Regions from separate parts of the Homo sapiens genome. Here region 2 is linked to region 1. A link is a loop called in an ENCODE intact Hi-C map of the cell type or tissue named here. Cell type or tissue: PC-3. All regions are shown on one strand. Links, peaks and the distances in the headings refer to the core of each region. The heading gives the core; the rest is flanking DNA.

Evidence for each region. Hi-C counts contacts between places; a loop is a spot of excess contacts. Peaks named below come from ENCODE experiments on the same cell type or tissue, not always from the same donor. Only the 100,000 strongest peaks of a DNase experiment are listed, where the experiment ranks them.
Region 2: it touches region 1 in a loop (2.5-fold over the local background); 7 of 110 quality-filtered maps call a loop at or near these places.

What each region holds. Positions count from the first base shown.
Region 1 is chr14:81,323,124-81,325,924 of GRCh38, reverse strand. It overlaps STON2 (stonin 2), which reads left to right. Exons shown (of 8, transcript NM_001394390.1): 5 at 1,738-1,908. Among named protein-coding and RNA genes, the nearest start is that of STON2, 76 kb to the left of the region's middle. In PC-3, for the core only: no CTCF peak of the experiment used is centred there; a DNase peak (open chromatin) is centred at 1,674; H3K4me3 peaks cover 1,645 bases; H3K27ac peaks cover 741 bases.
Region 2 is chr14:81,381,110-81,383,910 of GRCh38, reverse strand. All of the region lies in intron 3 of STON2 (stonin 2), which reads left to right. Among named protein-coding and RNA genes, the nearest start is that of STON2, 18 kb to the left of the region's middle. In PC-3, for the core only: no CTCF peak of the experiment used is centred there; a DNase peak (open chromatin) is centred at 1,200; H3K4me3 peaks cover 1,531 bases; H3K27ac peaks cover 2,312 bases.

The DNA of each region.
Region 1 (2,801 bases), core at 301-2,800:
AAAACGTGTAGTATCTATTCAATTGTAATCATGTTTACAGGGGTGTGAGTCCCTCTTCTTTATCCCTTCTCAGTCTGCCCCTCTGTGCATACTGTGGCCCCTATTGCAGACCCTTCTATAAAGTGGTAATCCAGTATTTTAGACCTAACTTTTACTTTTCTTGACTCTAACTTGCCCAAGCAATTCTATATGCTGATATGGAAAATCTCAAATGTATCATTAAGTTTTTTTTAAGTGCCAAATAACACATCACGGGTATCCTTTAATCCAAGTTATGTTGTTTTTAAGAGGGTAGTCATATATGCTTTATATACATAAACATTTCTGAACCAGATACATAAGAAATTGCTAACAGTGGTTACCTCTGGGGAATGGGACAGATTGTTAAGAATAATAGAGAATTTTTTACTTTTTATTTTATGCCCTTATATACTGTTTGAAGTTTTTTATAATGAATTTTTTATAAGTTCAAAAAAAAGAGGAGGAGAAAAAAACAACACATCTCTTTAATACTGTTTCCCAAATTCAGAAGATCCCTTCCCCTCTTTGGGAAGGGAAACGTGGCACACTGTAGGTCCTGAACTTGGAGAGTCACAATGTATATTAGCATACAAAAGGCTATGAGAAGCTACGGTAGAGAAACCTATATAGTACATTTTCCCCCTTTTATTGCACTTACTAGAAACCCACAGAATTACATTTCATGGCATATCAGTTTTGGAAAAGTTATAAAACTTTAAGGAAAGGTATCTAGCCTTAGGTCAGCTGCAGGTGGAGGAAAGGTGAGTGTTGGAGTGGTGAAAGGCATTCCTGGCTGTATGGTGGGAGGATACCAGGTCTTGGGTTCAGGCAAACCTGGGTCCAAATCCGGGGTCTCCCATTCACTAGCTGGCCCAGCATGAGCCAAGTTCCCTAACCTCTGGGTCTCAGTGTGCTCACATGTGAAAGAGGAACAGTTATCCTCCCTCATAAGCACATTTTTAGGGTTAATTGAGGCAAGTACCTGTTCCGTCGCCCTCCGCTCCATCTCCCTCAGCTGTATTACTGCCATGCCTTTGTTTATGAACACCCATGCTTCCTCCAAACCAACAAGTTATTATCCATTTGTGAAAGGCTTCATTTCAGGATTAATCAGAGGTCAGGCTATCAAATAAGTTCTTGAACTTTCAATGTGAATCCATTTCTAAAATCTTGATTTCTAGATGCCTACTTCAAGAATGTGCCCCTTGGACAAGGCAAAGTCCATAGGCACTGGGAGACTGTTGAGAATCCTGTTTCTCTAAAATTCAGCCTAAAAGTGACTCCAGAAACTCATTGTTTAAATCACATCCAGGTTTGCTTGCTCCAGGCTCTTCCAGACCCCTGCCCCAGAGTAACCCTTCACTCTCATTTCCTATGCTAGTGTTAACACTCTAACTCGGAGGAAACAAATTTCAGAGTGAAATGCAAAAGGATGTGTGCTAAAGCACTGCCTTTTGAAGTAACCTTTGCATTAAGCCCTTAGAATCTAATTACCCAAGTGTTATTTGCCTCCCTAAGTACCCATGCCCATGCAGACTGAGCTTAAAGTTCAGGAAGTAATCACAAAAGGAAATCAGAAGGGAGATCTCAGGCTCAGCCTCTGAAGACTCTCCTGTCTGCGCCTGGCCTCTCCCTCCTCCTGGGTGTGTCTGCCCGCCAGAGAAGGCCAGTGAGTAACCTGCACATTTTTTTTTCATCTTGGCCCTTCCCACCCAGACAAGAGGACGGAGTGGCAGACAGGCAGGCAGACGGCAGTGAGTCCTGTTCAAGCATGCTCGGAGCATACCTCCACCCGCACCCACCGCCTGGACCCCTCGCCACCCTCACCCCAGCCCAAGAGGAGCCAGAACCCCGGCGAGGGTCCGGAGGGGGCCTCTGCTCCCAATGGTAAGGGCTGCCCGCAGCAGGAACGCTTCATTCATTTTATTTGCTTTGGTGTTGGCTTTTCTTTTTGATTGTGTTTAGATGGCAGAATTTCTGAGACAATTGAAGGTGTTTTGTTTGGTTAGTTCTCGGTGGTCCCCAGACAAAGAAATGTCTTTTCGCAGGAGGGTTTATTAGAAGTTGTAACCCGATAGCCTGGCCTGGGAAGAAAACTTAACATGCTAATTACCTCTAGTTAGTACAATGTACCCTTTTGGCACTGTAGAAAAACAAAACAAAACAAAAAACTACATTGCTTACCAAATAGGTTTTGAGGAAGAAAAAGTGTGAAGGATTGTGGACATTTTAATAGATAGGCACCTCTGACTAATTGAAATGTAGCTTAAGTGTCAAGATAGCTTTGTAATAGACCAAGGTGATGTTTTGTCTCAAAACAAACAAAAAGAGACCCTTTATTTAAAGGAGTTCAGTGTGGAACGGAAGATGCAAGGTGGGGTTTGAGGAAAAGAGTTACAAGGTAAGTCCAATTAAATATTTGTGAACATGAAGGTATTGAATTAAATCTGTGGTGCTAATGGGAAGAAAAAAGTCTGTGTTCAATGTGGAATTTGTGTGGCATTTAAGGGAGAAAACTGAGATCTTTGTATAGTGTGTTGAGAATTCTTTGAGAGAATGGTCGGGAGGCAAATGGTGGAGGCTGGGAAGCAGGTTTTGTGCAGGGAGCTGGTGCCAAGGCCCTCTCCCTCAGTTGCTGTGGGTGAGAGAGTAATTCAGAGTAATCAAGCACTGCATTGTTAACAGGCTTGTGTGTCTCAAATATTTATTCTAAACACAAGCCGTTGATTGCACTGACATGTGAAGGAATAAAGTTGCTGCCTCTGTTCTTGGCCTAGTCC
Region 2 (2,801 bases), core at 246-2,745, 58 kb before region 1:
TTGGCAGACATGTTGAGGACTTTGATTTTTTATTGTGGGTGAGATGGAAAGCTAATGGAGGGTTTTGAACTGAGGTGTGGCCTGATCCAGCTTGAGTTTCAACAGTAATTCTGTTAAAACTGTGTGGCAGCTATGGTGTAGCGGTTGAGAGTGGTGTATCTGAGAATAGACTGGGAGGAGAGGACAGAGGTGGAGGCAAGGAGACCAGGTAGGAGGCCACTGTATCCATCCAGGCAAGAGAGGATTGTGGCTTGCAGCAGGGTGGTAGCTTGGAGAAGGCAGGAAGTGATTGGATTCCAGATGTATTTTGAAGGTAGGACTAGCAAAAATTGTGATGGAGCAACTGTGAGAAGAATCAAGGATGACTTGATGGTTTTGTTCTGAGCAGTTGAAAGGATGCAGGGGCTGGTTTGGAGGGAATAACAGGAGCTTAGTTTTGGACATGTAAAGTTAGAGACCCAGATGGAGATGTCAAGTCGATTTGGACAAAAATATATGTTTGAGAATAATAACCATCACCACCTAACCCATGTTGAGTACTCTTTTTGTGCCAAGCACTTTTGCTAGTGCCTCATCAGTATTAACCTAATCCCCTTAGGAGGTTTGTACTCTCTTCAGCTCCATTTTACAGGTGAGAAAAAGGAGGAACAAATGGATTTGAGCAACTTGCTCCAGGCTACAGGGCTGGATTTGGTATGCAAACCAGGCAGTCTGGATCCAGGGTCCCTGATCTTAACCTCATAGGAAAGGAGAAGAAGCAGATATTGATCTTTCCTTCACTTTATTCCTTCAAGCTGGATGGATGTGGCTTGAAATATGATGGCAGCATCCTGTTTTTACCTGGCTCAGACATCAAAGGTCTGGCCCCTGGGAGCAGAGTCAGCTCCAAGCCCAGTACTTTCTTTCAGCTAAGCTTGTGGCCTGAGGACATTCAACTAAGAACCTGAATAAAATAACTTATCGGAGATTTCTAAGCCGAAAAATAAACAAAGTGTATTAGAGCGAATGAGAACAGTTTGTGAGAGGCAGAAGCTTTGCTTCTCCCAAATGCACTCTTCCTAGTTTCTCTTTCAAGAGAAACGTTGGCATTTTATCTCACAAATGTAAGGAGCCGATGTGCAAATACCATTAAGTGAAATAGCTTTCTTACTGAGTAATCTGTCTTTTTTTGATATGTGGTTTTAATAAGTTTTATTACCTATTGAATAAATACAAAAGAACATTTAAGATTGTGTATTAGATTATAAAGAACAGCAGTACAACCCATCACCCAGTTTAATAAATGGAATATTGTCATCGCCGGAGGCCCTGCGTGTTTCCCTACTGATCACACCCTCCTCCCTCATCACATCCCCTTCCCTCCCCTCTGTATCACCACCTTCTGAGTTTCATGATGATAACTACCTTACTTTTCTTGACAGTTTTACTACCTACACATGCATCAAGAATGATAATTTAGCCTGGTTTTGAACTTTATATATATGGAATAATACTGTATTACTCTGTGGCTTACTCCTTTAATACATTTTTTGTGGGAATTGTCCATGTCAAAAACGAAAAGAACTTGTAGCTATGGTTCTTTTAGTTTTTATTACTCTGTGTTCCATTATAGTAATATGCTACAATCCATTTATCCATTCTGTTTTTGATGGACATTTGGATTGTTTCTTTTCTTTTCTTTTCTTTTTTTTTGAGACAGAGTCTTGCTCTGTCGCCCTGGCTGGAATGCAGTGGCACGATCTCAGCTCACTACAACGTCCGCCTCCCGGATTCAAGCGATTCTCCTGCCTCAGCCTTCTGAGTAGCTGGGATTACAGGTGCCTGCCACCACACCTGGCTAATTTTTTGTGTTTTTAGTAGAGATGGGGTTTCACTGTGTTGGCCAGGCTGGTCGCAAACTCCTGACCTCGTAATCCGCCTGTGTCAGCCTCCCAAAGTGCTGGGATTACAGGTGTGAGCCACCGTGCCCGGCCCATTTGGGTTGTTTCTAAGATGATAATGCACTTCCATGAGCATTATTTTTGTCTTTCTATGAACATTTTTAACGTGTATCCTGGTGAACATGTGCAGGTGGTTCTCTTGTATAAAAAAGTAGGATGGGAATTGCTGTGCTTTAGGATGTGTTCATATTCAGCTTAATCAGATAACAACAAGCCATTTTCTAAAGTGGTTTCTAGTTACTATCCTACCAGCTGTACATGAAAGACACTGTGGCTCCATTTCCTCAGCTGCACTTAGGATTGTCATATTTTTCTATTTTTGTGATCAGGGAAGTGGAGAAAGAAAGGGGGAAGGGTAACAGGATCTTAATATATCATGTGATTTAAATTGCATTTCCTAGATTACTAACAAGGTTGAGAGCATCCTTTTTTGGTGCCATTTGGATTTTTCTTTCATGAAATCCCTGTTCAGCTATATTCCTGTTGGTGTCTCTGCCTTTTTCTTGCTGATTTCTGGGAGTTCCTGGTGCATTCAATGTGTGGCACATATTATCTCCTATCCTGTGAATGGTCTTTTCATTCTCCTTATGTCTTTTGGCAAAAATAAGTTATTTATTTTAATGATACAGTTTTTTTCAATTTCTCTTTTATTATTAGTGCTTTCTGTGTCTTGGTAAAGAAAATATTTCTCTACTCCAAAGTCATGAATGCATTTGGCTATATTGTCTTCTAAAATGTTTCTTATATAGCCTTCACACTTTGACATTCAATCTAGCTAGAATTGATTTTTCTGTACAGTTTGAAGTACAAGTCTAGTTTCACTTTTTCATGTAGATATCCAGTTTTTCTAATACAATGTTT